Linked DNA regions of Homo sapiens: region 1 is linked to region 2. A link is an interaction called in ENCODE POLR2A ChIA-PET data of the cell type or tissue named here. Cell type or tissue: PC-9. All regions are shown on one strand.

The links. ChIA-PET counts read pairs that join two places held together with the same protein. Peaks named below come from ENCODE experiments on the same cell type or tissue, not always from the same donor. Only the 100,000 strongest peaks of a DNase experiment are listed, where the experiment ranks them.
Region 1: POLR2A ChIA-PET joins it to region 2 with 19 read pairs; 5 of 35 experiments call an interaction of 5 or more read pairs at or near these places.

Annotation. Positions count from the first base shown.
Region 1 is chr18:59,704,235-59,712,234 of GRCh38, reverse strand. No RefSeq gene overlaps it. Among named protein-coding and RNA genes, the nearest start is that of CCBE1, 11 kb to the right of the region's middle. RefSeq lists a silencer at 5,463-5,646. In PC-9, no CTCF peak of the experiment used is centred here; DNase peaks (open chromatin) are centred at 6,864 and 7,914.
Region 2 is chr18:59,839,546-59,847,545 of GRCh38, reverse strand. No RefSeq gene overlaps it. Among named protein-coding and RNA genes, the nearest start is that of PMAIP1, 56 kb to the left of the region's middle. RefSeq lists enhancers at 71-150, 1-152 and a silencer at 115-409. In PC-9, CTCF peaks have their summits at 6,888 and 7,088; DNase peaks (open chromatin) are centred at 255 and 3,385; H3K27ac peaks cover 1,484 bases.

The DNA of each region.
Region 1 (8,000 bases), 140 kb after region 2:
GTTTTTGTGATGCAGAAACAGAGGCTGAGAGATGAGGTAAAGTGATTTTCTGGCTCTTCCTGACTCTAGAATTTGAGTTCTGACCCATCACGTTATTAGCTGCTACCACTAGCAACTAATTCCTAGGTGAAGTCAGAGTCCTTTTTAAATCTTGACAATAATTGGAGTCTCATGAAAGAATTAGAACCATGCAATTCGATTTTCAACTCTATATTTGATAGTGAATGACAGAATACCAGTCTGATTTGCACCAGAAGTATAAATCAAATTGCACTTCTTCTTCTTCTTTTTTTTTTTTTTTGAGACGGAGTCTCTATCTGTCACCCAGGCTGGAGTGCAGTGGTGCTATCTAGGCTCACCGCAACCTCTGCCTCCCGGGTTCAAGCAATTCTCCTGCCTCAGCCTCTTGAGTAGCTGGGATTACAGGTGTGCGCCACCACACCTGGCTAATTTTTTTTGGTATTTTTAGTAGAGACAGGTTTCACCATATTGGCCAGGCTCGTCTCAAACTCCTGACCTTGTGATCCGCCCACCTCAGCCTCCCAAAGCAAATTGCACTTCTGTTAGTTAAGGTTTCAGCTTGGGTGCAAGGCAGACACCAGGACCTTGGGAAGTCTGAATCACAAATGTACTGTGTGACTCTGACTGCTCTGAGTCTCAGCACCTTCACCTGTAGGGTGGGGTGCCCTGACTCAGTAATTCATACTTATTTCAGTGGACTCCTTTACTCATGAAGTCTTATCTAAGCCTTCAGGTGGAAACCAGAAGACCCATTATCTTTAACGGGTTGTTCTGCTGTAACATATGATGACGCTGTCACCCCAACAAAATGTTCAGGGAACACCTTCTGAGTACTTTGCTTTGATTTTTTTTTTTTTTTTTTTTTTGAGACAGAGTCTCGCTCTGTCATCAGACTGGAGTTGCAGTGGTGCGATCTCGGCTCACTGCAACCTCCACCTCCTGGGTTCAAGCGATTCGCCTGCCCAAGCCTCCCGAGTAGCTGGGATTACAGGCGTACGCCATCACGCCCAGCTAATTTTTGAATTTTTAGTAGAGACAGGGTTTCACCATGCTGGCCAGGATGGTCTCGATCTCCTGACCTCCTGATCCGCCCGCCTCTGCCTCCCAAAGTGCTGGGATTACAGGCATGAACCACCATGCCTAGCCTGCTTTAATGTTTTATAGCTCCTGTTTTCTAAGACAGTGCAAAGCGTTCATTCATCCATTCATTTATGCTGCAAATAGTTAAGGAACGACTGATACAAAGTATTTGAAAGGTGTCAGAATTTAGGATATCAGATGGATAGAGACTGATTTTTTAAAAATCTCTTGAAGGGTTTCGTAACTTCATTATTGTTCTGTAATATAGGAGGAGAACAAATGGGTATTCTGAAAAAAACAAAAACCCGGAGCTGGAAGCCAGGAGGTCCAAACTCTAGCTCTGTATGCACCAACATACAGACATAATCTTTCTGGGTGTCAGTGTCCTCATTTGTAAATTTACAATAACAGGGCCCGCTCTTTTAAACACGTGTAGGAACTCATGGAGAGTGTCCCTAGGAATCACACTCAGAAAATTTGGACCACCCAGACATGGCCCAAAGGGTTTTGTTACTGGGAAGCAGTAATTAGAGGAGATGGAGATGAGGCTGGGCTCCAAGACTTCAATTAAGTGACAAGAGAAAGTGGTCTCCGCATAGCTTGGAATCCTGGGTTGTGCACCCAAGGAAGGGATGCACTGGGTGGCTGGCAGGAGAGACCAAAGCTGGGGCTGAGAGATTGTGAGGAGGGCAATTGTTTTACTATAGCAGGGGTTGGGGGAACTTATAGGGTACAGTCACTCCTCACATTGTCTCCCAGATCCCACCCTGAGGGAATGTGCATCAGATTCCTTTTTTTTCTTTTTTTGGGACAGGGTCTCACTCTGTGGTCGAGACTGAAGTGCAGTGGTGCAGTCTTGGCTTACTACAACTTCCACATCCCAGGCTCAATTGATCCTCCCGCCTCAGCTTCCCTGTAGCTAGGACTACAGGTGTGCACCACCATGCTCAGCTAACTTTTTAATATTTTGTAGAGACAAGGTCTCACCATGTTGCACGAGCTGGTCTCTAACTCATGGGCTCAAGCGAACTTCCCACCTGGACCTCCACAAGTGTTGAGATCGCAGGAGTGAGCCACTGGGCTGGCTGGCTGATTCTTAATAACTGAAAGAGCGAGTCAGGTTGCGAAAGCTGCACCAGGTTGGAGAAGGAGCTTCCGGGCCACCCTGCTTCATCTGTATGGAGTGCTGGTGAGGAGATGCTGCTGTGCCCCAGGGATCTGAAATTCTACACACCTAAAAAAAACTTGCCTTTCCCACCATCCATACAATCATGGGACTGGGGGCTTCCCTGGACCCTCCCTCTCTCCTGGACTGCCTCCCAGCCACCAGGTCCTGCCAACGGTCCCTCACAGAGCTCCTTTCTATCCCTCCCTGCTCCTCCATGCCAGCACAATTCCAGCCCATGTCACTTCTAGTCCAGCCTGTTCTCCTCCAGTTTCAACCCCTCAGTTTGTTTTCCTCCTAAGCCTCTAGACCAGCACTGTCCAAAAGAAATCTAATGTGAGCCACATATGCAATTTTACGTTTGCCAGTGATGACCACATTGACTAATGAATAAGGTATCTGACTTGGGATCAGAAGACTCAGTGTGCCAGTGGCCTCGTTTAGAAAGTAAAAAGGAACAGGTGAATGGAAAACATTTAATAAATTTTAACCCAATATACCCAAATTATTAATACACAAAATTTTAATGAGATATTTTTATGTTTTTTCATACTAAGTTTTTGAAATCTTGTTGCATATACACTTACCGCACATCTCAAATTTGGACTGGCCACGTTTCATATGCTCACTTGCCACAGGTTGCTGGTGGCCCGGACTGGACAGTGCAGGTGTAAATGCAACCTCATCACTTGAGAACTTTCCAAATTCTTTTAGTTCCATGCCCCACCCCCACCCCAAGATAAGCTTCAGTTTCACCTCTGCCTTTCTTTGCAACATCAGGTTTGACCCTTCCCCCAATACCACACACTGCATTCCCACCATACCAAACTTCTGGTGGTTCTCAGTCTGTGGCAGACTCGCTATCGCCCCAGAACCTTTTGTATACCCTATTCTTCCGCCTCCATTTGGGCACACCTCCTCTTTGAAGCCACCCCCCTACCCTAACCTAACTTAAGGCACATAGCGGGCGAAATAATAACCTTTAAAGCTGTATGCATCAAAATCCCCAGAACCTGTGGGTGTGTTACCTTACACGGCAAAGGATCTTCAGATGGGAACATCCCTGGGTTATGTAGGTAGGCTCAAAGGAATCAAAAGAGGCCCTATAAGAAGAAGGAAGGTGGGCCGGGCGCTGTGGCTCACGCCTGTAATCCCAGCACTTTGGGAGGCCAAGGCGGGAGGATCACGAGGTCAGGAGATCTACACCATCCTGGCTAACACGGTGAAACCCCGTCTCTACTAAAAACACAAAAAATTAGCCGGGCGTGGTGGCGGGCGCCTGTAGTCCCAGCTACTCTGGAGGCTGAGGCAGGAGAATGGTGTGAATCCGAGAGGCGGAGCTTGCAGTGAGCCGAGATCGCGCCACTGCACTCCAGCCTGGGCGACAGAGCGAGACTCTGTCTCAAAAAAAAAAAAAAAAAAAAAAAAAAAAAAAAAAAAAAAGAAGAAAGGCGGGTCAGAGTCAGGGAAGGAGAAAGGATGAAGGAAGCAGGAAAAGAGAGATTGGAAGACGCTGCACCACTGGCTTTGAAAATGGAGCGTAGGGTCAGGAGCCAAGGAATGCAGGCAGCCTCCAGAAGCTAGAAAAATCAAGCAAACAATTCTCTTCTAGAGCCCGTAGAAGGAACACAACCCTGCCCAGCACCTTGATTTTAGCCCACTGAGACTGATTTTGGACTTCTGACCTTTAGAACTGTAATAAACTTGCATTGTTTTAAGCCACTAGGCTTTGGTACTTGTTACAGCAGCCTATGGAAACGAATACAAGCACTTTTTCCTTTGAACTCCTATAACTGCTTACCTCCAGCATGCAGCACTGATTTTTGTGTGCTTAGGTTTTCTTGCTTGTCTGTCCACCACACTTGGAGCTCCTTGGAGACAGTTTTTCTCTCATTTACTTTATTTGTGCCTGGGAAGTCAGGACCCCAAATGTCTGTTTTGTTTTGTTTTTTTCCTTTTTTTTTTTTTTTTTTTGAGACAGGGTCTCCCTCTGTTGCCCAGGCTGGAGTGCAGAGGTGTGATCTCACCTCACTGAAACCTCCAACCTCCCAGGCTCAAGCGATCCTCCAACTTCAGTCTCCTGTGTAGCTGGGACTACAGGCGCACACCACCATGCTTGGCTAATTTTTGCATTTTTTGGTAGAGATGGGGTTTCTCTATGTTGCCCAGGCTGGTCTCAAGCTCTTGGACTCAACTAATCTACTTGTCTCGTCCTCCCAAAGTGCTGGGATCATAGACATGAGCCATTGTGCTCGGCCTCTCATTTACTTTAATTTCTCCTACACCCAGCATTGCCCAGCATATAGTAAATGCTCCTTTAAAAAAAAGAATGAATGAAGGTAGTGGAAGGTATTTCTTCTCTGTCTTACAGTGACAGAAGAGCCTCCTGTAAGCCACACCCATGCTGGCAACACTCAAGCATTCACATAACGAAGAAGCCAGGAGCAGTTTCTGTGGCCAGCAGCAGGGGAGTGGAAGGAGGCATTGCAGGAAGAAGCAAGAAGGGCCCCGCAGAGGGCTGCTGTGGCTGCACCTGTCAGGCAGATGTGATATACTCCAGAAACTTTGAAACCAGAAGCATGGAGCTTAAGCTTTAAGGACTGCATGGAGCCAGGTGCAGTGGCTCACACCTGCAATCCCAGCACTTTAGGAGGCTGAGGTGGGAGGATTGCTTGAGCCCAGGAGTTCGAGACCAGCTTGGGCAACATAGACCTGGTGTCCACAAAAAATATTTTTAAAAAAATTAGCTGGGCATGGTGGTGTGCACCTGTAGTCCCAACTAGTTAGGAGGCTGAGGCAGGAGGATTGCCTGAGCCCAGGAACTTGAGGCTACAGTAAACTATGATTGCGCCACTGCACATCAGTCTGGGCACAGAGTGAGATGCTGTTTCAGGAAAACAAAACAAAACAAAGCAAAAACAACAATAACAACAACAACACTGCACTGGATTTGTGAAAAACTGGAAAATAAACAGAATTCTAAGAAAATTATTTTTGTAGCTCCTCAGGTCACTCCAGGGCAGCTGATTGATAAAGTAGCTGCTACACTAAGTCTCAGGGGTGAGATCAGGGCAAGTGTGAAGGTGTAAGGACTGTTCAGTCAAGAAGGATCCGGTGGCAAGGAAGAGCAATAACAAGTGAATGGGAACACACTAAAGCCCCGGCCTGGGGAAAGAAAGGATTAAGCAACTGCGATTTGGAACCAGGAGAGAAAACACTCCCATTGAGAGGTGGATAGACATCTGTGTAGCCTGGGACTTCTGAGGCTTGGCTCTATTGACATCTTGAGCCAGCCAGTTCCTTGTTGTGTCACCGTGGGGGGAGGGGCCACCCTGTGCACTGTAGGATGTTCATTAGCTTCCAGGCCTCTACCCACTGGATGCTAGCAAGTAAAGTCACTACCCCCACCCCCAGTCGTCATAACTAAAAATCTCTCCAGACATTGCCAAATCTCCACTGGGTACCAAGATTGCCCCTCAGTTGAGAACCAATGATTCAGAGGAAGAAATAGGATTGGGGAAGGAGTAGGGATACACTTTAAGGAAGAGCAGTGTAGCTAACAGAAAATAGCAGAGAATAGATCATAAAGCCAGAGGAAAGAGAAAGCTGGTAGGTAAAAGTCTCACCATAGAAGGAGTGACAGCAAAAATGATTGATGGAAGAGGGAACAGAAAGGAAGACAAGCAAAAAGCAGAAAGTAGAGAAAAAGACCTGAAAGGAAGTCTGGGACGACTGTCCAGGGAGTGACGCCAGCCTGAGAGGGAATCGACCTCAAAGCAGGTCAATCCGAGGGTTTAATGACAGGTAACTGACACACAGGGTCAGGGCCCATTAGGCCCATTAGCCTTCTATCAGGACGTAAAGATGTGAGAGCCAGATACATGTCAAATTGCATATACACACATCACTTCCAGGTTTATTATAATAATACTCCAGATAAATGTTGGAACTGAAAGAAGCTTCGATAAGTCTCAACTCGCTTTCTAATTATCATGACGCTCATCAGAGGTTTCAAACCAAATAAACATCACTGAAAGATAGGTTCAGGTTTAAACATCACTAATCAAGCAGAAAGATGGTCAACAATTACCCTGATCTACCACAAACAAAAAGGGATGCAAAACAATTAAGTGAAACTAAACCAAGTCAGCTCATTTTATCTGGCGTTCCTTTGGGATCCTGCATTGCTGGTAAAGATTAGGACCAAAGAATGCAAAACCATGCTGATCTTAAACCATTCACTGCAGACAAGTCAACAACCTCCAAGAGTTGTGTTTGTGTGTTGTTGGGATGTGTGAGGGGAGGAACAGAGAGATCAATGCAAAGATCTTCCAACCATCTGGAGCAAAACCTGGTTGCAACTGCTTGCCCTTTTCTATTCACAATTAGAAGTAGGTTCCACAGGACTATGCTGTACTCTGAAGTTTTTAAAACATTTTGCCTAGGTATTTCCTTGTGGTGATTGCAGAAATGCTCTCTGTGAGTAGTCTTCATAATCTCCTAGTTTTGTGAGAGTTCTAGGTCTGATAAAAACCTGTTTCTGGGCCGGAGATAGAACTGGAAGGACAGTTTGCAAAAGTGCCAGAACTCCACAAGTTGTGAAACCTCATCTCATTCTTCTCATGCCAGCATTCCCATGTAAATCAGTGATTGTTTGCCTCTAGGAAGACAGGTCCAATGGATATAGCTCAGCTTTGCTGCAGAGAGCTCTGGGGCTAATATACAGAGGTGGGAACTTATGGGGCCAGCTGGTTAACAGAACTGCAGAAAGAAGATTGTGCCTGAGCACTAACTCAGGCAATGTCAGGGTTACTGGTTATGGTGGTGGACCATGGGCCTTCCCTGGTTTGCATTATGTCCCTGGGCAAACATACTGGATGCAGTCTATCTCTTAGGCAAAAACTACCTAGCTGCTTACTTCTCCAAAGGACAGTTTAGTGTAGTGATGACAGCGTGAGCTCTGGTGCCGAAACTGCCCTTATAACTGTACCTTAGGGATCTAATAAAATCACTGCCTCAGTTTCCATATCTTTATTTTTATTTGCCTTTTCTTGAGATGGAGTCTTGCTCTGTTGCCCAGGCTGGAGTGCAGTGGTGTGATCTTGGCTCACTGCAACCTCTGCCTCCCGGGTTCAAGCAATTCTCCTGTTTCAGCCTCCTAAGTAGCTGAGACTACAGGCATGCCCACCACACCCAACTAGTTTTTGTATTTTTAGTAGAGATGGGGTTTCACCACTTTGGCCAGGCTGGTCTCGAACTCCTGACCTCAAGTGATCTGTTCAGCCTCGGCCTCCCAAAGTGCTGGGATTACAGGTGTGAGCCACTGCGCCCCACCAGTTTCCACATCTTTAAAATGCAGACAATAATAGAATCAGTGACAGAAGATTTTGATAAGGCTTAAATGTGATAATACCTGAATAGTGCTTAGAATAATGTCTACATGTACCAAATGGTCAATAAATATTTGTTATTCTTTATTTGTTGTTCCAAATTCTTGGAAAATTATCATCATCCATTAAAAGCTTATAGGAATATAGCTTTCTTGGCATTATATCATGAACAGGCCTCTATTATTTTTGTTGTTTGTTTTCTTAATTGTTCTGTTGCTCAGGCTGGAGTGCAGTGGCATGATCATGACTCACTGCAGCCTCAGATTCTCAGGCTCAAGCGATCTTCCCACCTCAGCCTCCTGAACAGATGGAACTACAGGTGTGCACTACCACACCCAGCTAAT
Region 2 (8,000 bases):
GCCCTCGCTTTCTGTTTTCTGTCCTACTGGACATTACCAGCTCAGACTTGTTCCAGCTGTGACTTCCAAAGCAATAATTTTGTAAACTAAACTGTGATGAACAGAAGGGATTAAGGAGATACCAGAAAAGGGGTATTTGTGGATTTGAACTGCAGTTTATGCTTTTGCTTTCCATGCCTTGCAGGATGTTTTGACCAGAGGGAATTTCCCTGCCCAGGGCAGAGAACAGCCCCAAGGCAGGGGCGGAGGCAGAGATCTTTGTATGTAAATAGTGCTTTCTGATCTAGGTCCACACTGGGAGGGGCGGTGACTCAGGCTTCACACTTAGGAACAGCCTCAAATTCGAATCCTTAATGTTCTCTCCAAATAAGATTAAATCATCCCCAAAGCTACTGAAAGATATTCTTCATACAGCTTCAAACCTATGTCTATTACCAGACTACACAGCCTATCAGGAACCATGGACCAATTGTTTTTGGTTTTTTTGTTTGTTTTTGTTTTGAGAAAGAGTCTTGCTCTGTTGCCCAGGCTGTAGTACAGTGGTGCAGTCTCAGCTCACTGCAACCTCTGCCTCCCGGGTTCAAGCGATTCTCCTGCCTCAGCCTCCCTAGTAGCTGGGATTACTGGGGCACATACCACGCCCGGCTAATTTTTGTATTTTTGGAAGAGACTGGGTTTCACCGTGTTGGCCAGGCTGGTCTCGAACTCCTGACCTCAAGTGATCCACCTGCCTCAGCTTCCCAAAGTGCTGGGATTACAGGCATGAGTCACTGCACCTGGCTTCTACTGTTTTTTGTTTTTAATTTTCTAGCAGTCATAATTTATTTTGTGAGTGTTTTTAAATTGTTGTATAAGAGATGTATGTTTATAGTTTATGTAATTAGTTTTTGATTATGAGTATTTTAGTATAATATATTGTATACTGTGCTTTTTTTTTGGCTTTTTTTTCTAAGAGTCTTGCTCTCTCACCCAGGCTGGAGTGCAGTGACGAGATCTCAGCTCACTGCAACCTCTGCCTCCCAAGTTCAAGCAATTCTCCTGCCTCAGCCTCTGGAGTAGCTGGGATTACAGGCGCCCACCACCACGCTCAGCTAATTTTTGTATTTTTAGTAGAGTCTGGGTTTCACCATGTATTTCTGTTTTAAAGGCTTTCATTTGTTAAATGTGAACATTTAAAATATATTGTGAGTTTGGAATTTATTTCTCAACTTTTTATTATTATTTTTAGAATATCTTAGAATTGTTCATTTGCTTTATCCAACAATGCACACACATCAGTCTCAGAATAACAATATTAAATACACTTACTCCAATATAATTACTGAAAACGTTAAAAAAAAACTTTTTTTGCATATGTTCTTACCATTCTTTCGCCATTTTAAGAGGTGCACATTGACAGATCATAAAACCATTATATACTGTACTCTCTTTTTTTTGAGACAGAGTCTTGCTCTGTCACCCAGGCTGGAGTGCAGTGGTGGGATCTCGGCTCACTGCAACCTCTGCCTCCTGGATTCAAGTCATTCTCCTGCCTCAGCCTGGGACTACAGGCATGTGCCATCATGCCCAGCTGATTTTTGTATTTTTAGTAGAGACGGGGTTTCACCGTGTTGACCAGGCTGGTCTTGAACGCCTGACCTCAGGTGATCCACCCACCTTGGCCTCCCAAAGTGCTGGGATTACAGGGGTGAGCCACCACACCCAGCCTACTGTACTCTCTTCTTTTGAAACCTCATATTATCCTTGTTCTACAATTCACTATATAGTTAATGCTCAATACCTATCCTTACATCGTCTCTATAGACATTTTAATTTTTCCCAACTTTTTATTTTGAAAAATTGAGAATCTCCAGAAGAGTTGAAAGATATTACAGTGAGGTTGGGCTCACACTTGTAATCCTAGCACTTTGGGAAGCTGAGGCAGGAGGATGGCTTGAGCCCAGGAGTTCAAGGCTGCAGTGAACTAGGGTTTGCCACTGCACCCCAGCCTGGCGACAGAGACCCTGTCTCTTAAAGAAAGAAAAAGAACGATAGTATAATGAATATATCCTTCACCAAATTTACCAATTGTTAACATTTTATAAATTTTCTTTATTTCTGTCTCTATTTCCATATATATGGAAACACACACACACACACACACACAATTTTTCTTGCTAAATAATAAAGTTGCAGAAATCATAGCACTTCACTCCAAAATACTACACCAAGCATTTCCAGAGAATAAGAACATTTTTCTAGTAATGAAAATTTTATCATGGCTGGTCGTGGTGGCTCACACCTGTAATCCCAGCACTTTGGGAGACTGAGGCGGGCGGATCACCTGAGGCCTGGAATTCAAGAACAGCCTGGCCAACATGGTGAAACCCCGTCTCTACTAAAAATTCAAAAATAGCTGGGTGTGGTGGTTCACACCTGTAATCCCAGCTATTCAGGAGGCTGAGGCAGGAGAATTGTTTGAACCCGGGGGGCAGAGGTTGCAGTGAGCTGAGATCATGCCACTGCACTCCAGCCTGGGCGACACACCAAGACTCCATCTAAAAAAAAAAAAAAAAATAGGCCGGGCGCAGTGGTTCAGACCTGTAGTCCCAGCACTTTGGGTGGCCGAGGTGGGCGGATCATGTGGTCAGGAGATCTAGACCATCCTGGCCAACATGGTGAAACCCCGTCTCTACCAAAATACAAAAAATTAGCTGGGCGTGGTGGCGGATGCCTGTAGTCCCAGCTACTCGGGAGGCTGAGGCAGGAGAATCGCTTGAACCCGGGAGGCGGAGGTTGCAGTGAGCCAAGATTGCGCCACTGCACTCCAGCCTGGCGACACAGCAAGACTCTGTCTCAAAAAAATAAAAATAAAAATAAATAAATAATAAATAAAAAATTAGTCGGGCATGGGGGCGCACACCTGTAATCCCAGCTACTCGGTGGCTGAGGCAGGAGAATCGCTTGAACCCAGGAAGCAGAAGTTACAGGGCGCCAAGATAGCACCACTGCACTCCAACCTGGGCGACAGAGCGAGACCCTGTCTCAGAAAGAACAAAACAAAACCAAAAAGGAAATGTTATCACAACTTTTAAAAATGGACATACAGTCTCTGTTGTCTGTTATACAGTCCATATTCAAGTGACCCTGGTTATCTTTATCTAAGACTCAACAAAAAATGTACACATTGCATTTGGTTGTTATGTCTCTTTAACCTCTTGTCACCAAAAACAGTTCTTCCCCACCTTGCTTTCTGTTTTGCTGAGCAATGACTCTTTTGAAGAGTCCAGGACAGCTCTTGTGCAGAGTGTTCCACATTCTGAGTCTGATTCCTCATGAATAAGTTCAGGACAAACCATTTTTTCAGCTAACATTCTTCACAGGTGACACTGTGCACTTTCTATTGCATCATATTGGGAGGCACAAGGTATCAGGTGACCCTACTGTTGGAGAGGCTATGATTATTTAGATAAGGCAGTTTCTTCAGAAATTTAGAAAAAAAAAATTTTTTTTTTTTGAGATGGAGTCTCACTCTGTCGCTCAGGCTGGAGTGCAGTGGTGCAATCTTGGCTCACTGCAACCTTCGCCTCCCGGGTTCATGCCATTCTCCTGCCTCAGCCTCCCGAGTAGCTGGGATTACAGGTGCCCATCACCACGCCCAGCTCAATTTTTTTTTTTTTTTGTAGTGTTAGTAGAGATGGAGTTTTAGCATCCCAGCCAGGCTGGTCTTGAACTCCTGACCTCATGATCCACCTGCCTCGGCCTCCCAAAGTGCTGGGATTACAGGTGTGAGCCACCGCACCCAGCCAGAAATCTTTAGATTTCTTTTCTATCAAGGTACATTTCCCCCACCCCTTGTGGTTAATAAATAATCTGTAGGGTGATTCCCTGAGGCTATATGAAAATCCTATTTTGAGCTGTCTTTCACTCAGTAGTTTTAGCATTCATGGATGCTTTTGGGGAATCAATTACTATGTCAAGGATTGCAAAATGGTGATTTATAATGAGAACTGTATCTCATTCCCTCTCCATTTACTAACTGCATTCTCCATCTTTCTCTTCTGTGTATTAGAGGGCTCACTGACTTTTTTTTTTTTTTTTTTTTTTTTTTTTGAGACAGGGCTTTACTCTTTCACCCAGGCTGGAGTGTAGTGGCTGATCACAGCCCACTGCAGCCTCGACTGCCTTGGGCTCAGGTGATCCTCCCACATCAGCCTCCCAAGTAACTGGGACTACAGGCATAAACCACCATACCCGGCTAATTTTTGTATTTTTTTGTAGAGGTGGTTTTGCCATGTTGACCAGGCTGATCTCTAACTCCTGGCCTCAAGTGATCCACCCACCTTGACTTCCCAAAATGCTGGGATTACAGGCATGAGTCACTGCACCTGGCCTGTTCAACAGACTTTCAATTTGTGAACAGTTTTACCCTTAAAGGAAAACTGGTAAGATACTACAGGCAGTGCCCATACCGCCCACATCTCATTTCCCTTAATATTAACACATTAGTATGACTCATTTGTTATAATTAATGAACCCATATTACTACATTATTGTTAACTGAAGTCCGCACTTTATTTTGATGTCCTCCGTTTTTCCCTAATGTCCTTTTTCTTTTCCAGGATGCCACCCTACATCTAGCCATTGCGTCTCCTCCCCTTGGTTGTGACAGTTTCTCAGACTTACCTTGTTTTTTGTTTGTTTGTTTTCGTCTTTTTTTTTTTTTTTTTTTTGAGACAGAGTCTCACTCGGTCATCCAGGCTGGAGTGCTGCAGTGGCACGATCTCGGCTCACTGCAACCTCCGCTCCCTGGATTCAAGCGATTCTCCTGCCTCAGCCTCCCGAGTAGCTGTGATTATAGACATCCACCGCCATGCCCAGCTAATTTTTTGTATTTTTAGTAGAGACTGGATTTCACCAAGTTGGCCAGGCTGGTCTTGAACTCCTGACCTCAAGTGATCCACCCACCTCAGCCTCCCAAAGTGCTGGGATTATAGGCATGAGCCACCATGCCTGGCCACACTTGCCTTGGTTTTGATGACCTTAACAGTATTGAAGAGTACTGTTCAGACATTTTTGTAAAATGTCCTTCAATTTCAATTTGTCTGATGTTCTTCCTCATGATTAGACTGGGGTAATGGGTTTTGGTGAGGACACCAGGGGGTAAAATGCCACTGGAATCACATCACCTCCAAGGCATATACTGCCAGCAAGTGAGGAGACCTGCCACAGCTTCTCAAGTATCTACATAAAGTGTTTCGAATTCATCTGCTGGGGGGGATTTGTCTCTTCTCCCCCATTTGTTTATCTATTCAATCATTTCCTTATGTAAGTATGGACTCATGTAATACTTGGGGTTATAATCCTATAGTAATGTCTTTACTGTGTTATTCAAATGGCTTGAGCTCCAGCCTGGGCAACATAGCGAAACTCTGTCTCTACAAAAAGCACAAAAGGCGGGGTGCAGTGGCTCACGCCCGTATTCCCAGCACTTTGAGAGGCCAAGGCGGGTGGATCATGAGGTCAGGAGTTTAAGACCAGCCTGGCATGGTGAAACCCCGTCCCTACTAAAAATACAAAAATTAGCTGGGCACGGTGGCACGTGCCTGTAATCCCAGCTACTCGGGAGGCTGAGGCAGGAGAATCGCTTGAGCCCAGGAGGCGGAGGTTACAGTGAGCCAAAATTGCGCCACTGCACTCCAGCCTGGGGGACAGAGCGAGACTCCATCTCAAAAAAAAAAAAAAAAAAAAAAGAAAGAAAAAAATACAAAAAGAAAATTAGCCAAGTGAGGTGGCCCACATGTGTAGTTCCAGCTACTTGGGAGGCTGAGGCAGGAGAATGGCTGGAGCCCAGGAGATGGAGGCTGCAGTGAGCTGTAATCGTGCTTCTGCACTCCAGCCTGGGCTATAGAGTAAGACCCTGTGTCAAAAAAAAAAAAAAAAAAAATCCCCAAAATCCCAAATTGCTCCAGCTTGGCCATTGGGAGCTTTTCAGCTGATTCCTGCGTCCCTCTGGCACAACCCTGTCATTGCAGTATTTTTGGTTAGTTTTTTCCTTTAAGTGTGTCCTTACTTTTTGGCACTACAAGATGCTCTAGGCTCTTTGTGTATGTTTTCTTTTTTGGGGGCGGGGGAGGGGGACAGAGTCACCATACCTGGCTAATTCTTTGTATTTTTCAGTAGAGACGGGGTTTCGTCATGTTGGCCAGGCGGGTCTCAAACTCCTGGCCTCAAGTGATCTGCCCACCTCGGTCTCCCAACGTGCTGGGATTACAGGCGTGAGCCACCGCACCTGGCCCCTTCATGTGTATTTTCTGCCCTGGCCCTAGAGTCAGCCAGTTCTTCAAGGACCTCTGTTTCCTTTTACTGGGGTACACTAGACAGAAACCAAGATCGGGGTGCTAGGTGTGCCTATTGCTCCTGGAATGTCATTACTTCTGGGCCATCTCCCCTGAAAAAGCAAAGAAACATATGTGTGTACGTGAACCTGAGCACACACACCCATCTTTAAGAATTTCTACGTGGAATCACTGTGTGTATATAAGCTAAACATGAGTTCACAGCATCTCCAACTCCAATCCAGGACCACACGGATCATTCTAGCCTCTCCTTGTTCATATGTAACCTCCTCCTCCAACAGGGTGGAACCTGGTTCCCACTATCTGCCATCTACTTACTTAACTGCTTGTTTATTTAAAAAAAAAAATTAAAATGTTAGTACCATCACTGCCGTGATTCTCTCTGATGCCCTAATTGTCCCAAATCTGGCCAGTGGGATCCCTTTCAACCTTTTCCTCTCCCACATCTCCATCAGTCTTCAACCACAGCTCACTGTTTTCTGGCATAAGCAGATATTCTAGAAATCAGCCATATCCTCAAAGATGCCTAATTTCTTTTTTCCCCTAATTCCTTTTAATAGGGAAGTTGTTGTGTTTAGAGAGTGAGAGCTAGGTGCCTAGTTTGCTAATTGCCACTGGGTTATTATTGCGTCTAGGCCATTTTAGTGGACAGAGCTCATTATATCTATATAATACATTTTTACTGATACTTCCAATCATACCCAAATCCAACACTGGGGGCAGAATTATGAAGTGTTTGAGAAAATCCATAGAGAAATGATGGACAGTTGTCTCATGGGATGGAGAATAGTTTATAGGAATACATTTTGTTTTTCCTTTTCCCCCCCTTTCCTTCCTTTTTTATTCTTTCATGAACTTCAGGCTCAGAATTGAGTTAATCCTTCTTTTCATTCATAGTTCGTTATCAGCACAAGGTATGCAATGCACGTTTGTTTATTTTTCTCCTTCATACCACACAGCCACTCAAGTGATTTTTTTATTACATAAATCAGATCATGCCACTCCTTCACTCTCAACCCTCCCACGCTTCCCATCACACTTGGAGCAAAACCCCAAATTCCTGCCATGGTCAACAAGACCTTGCAGAACCTTGCTCCTAGTTACCCTCCAACGTTTTCCTTCTCTCTCTCTCTCTCCTCTCCAGCCACTCTGGCCTCATTGTTCTTCAACTTACCAGAGATATTCCAGCCCTAAGGCCTGTACATGGAATATGCTTCCTCTGTCTCCAGGTAGCTCCCTCCCTTCTGCAACCAGACCTCTGTTCACATTCCCCCTACCCTACCCAAAGTAGCTCTCTCCATTGCCCTCTCTGCTCTTCTGTGTTTGATTCTTCTTCCTGGCCCTTGTCACTCCCCACCTTGTATTGGTCAACTGTTTTATTGTCTATATTCCACACGAGAATGTTAAGCAACACAATGGCAAGACTTAGATTTATTCCATTTATTCCCTGCTGTTTTCCCAGCCCCTAGAACCTGTGGCTGGTGCATAGAACAGGCTTCATCACTGCATGTGGAGCAAGTTCCCACTCGCATTCTCCTCTCCCCAGTTTAGCACCAATTCAAATAAGGTATGTTCTTATATATAAGCTTATAAAATGCTTAGTACTGTATTTATGATGTCAATGTAGATTTGTTTGGGAGGGCAGTTATCAGTTTGGGAAAA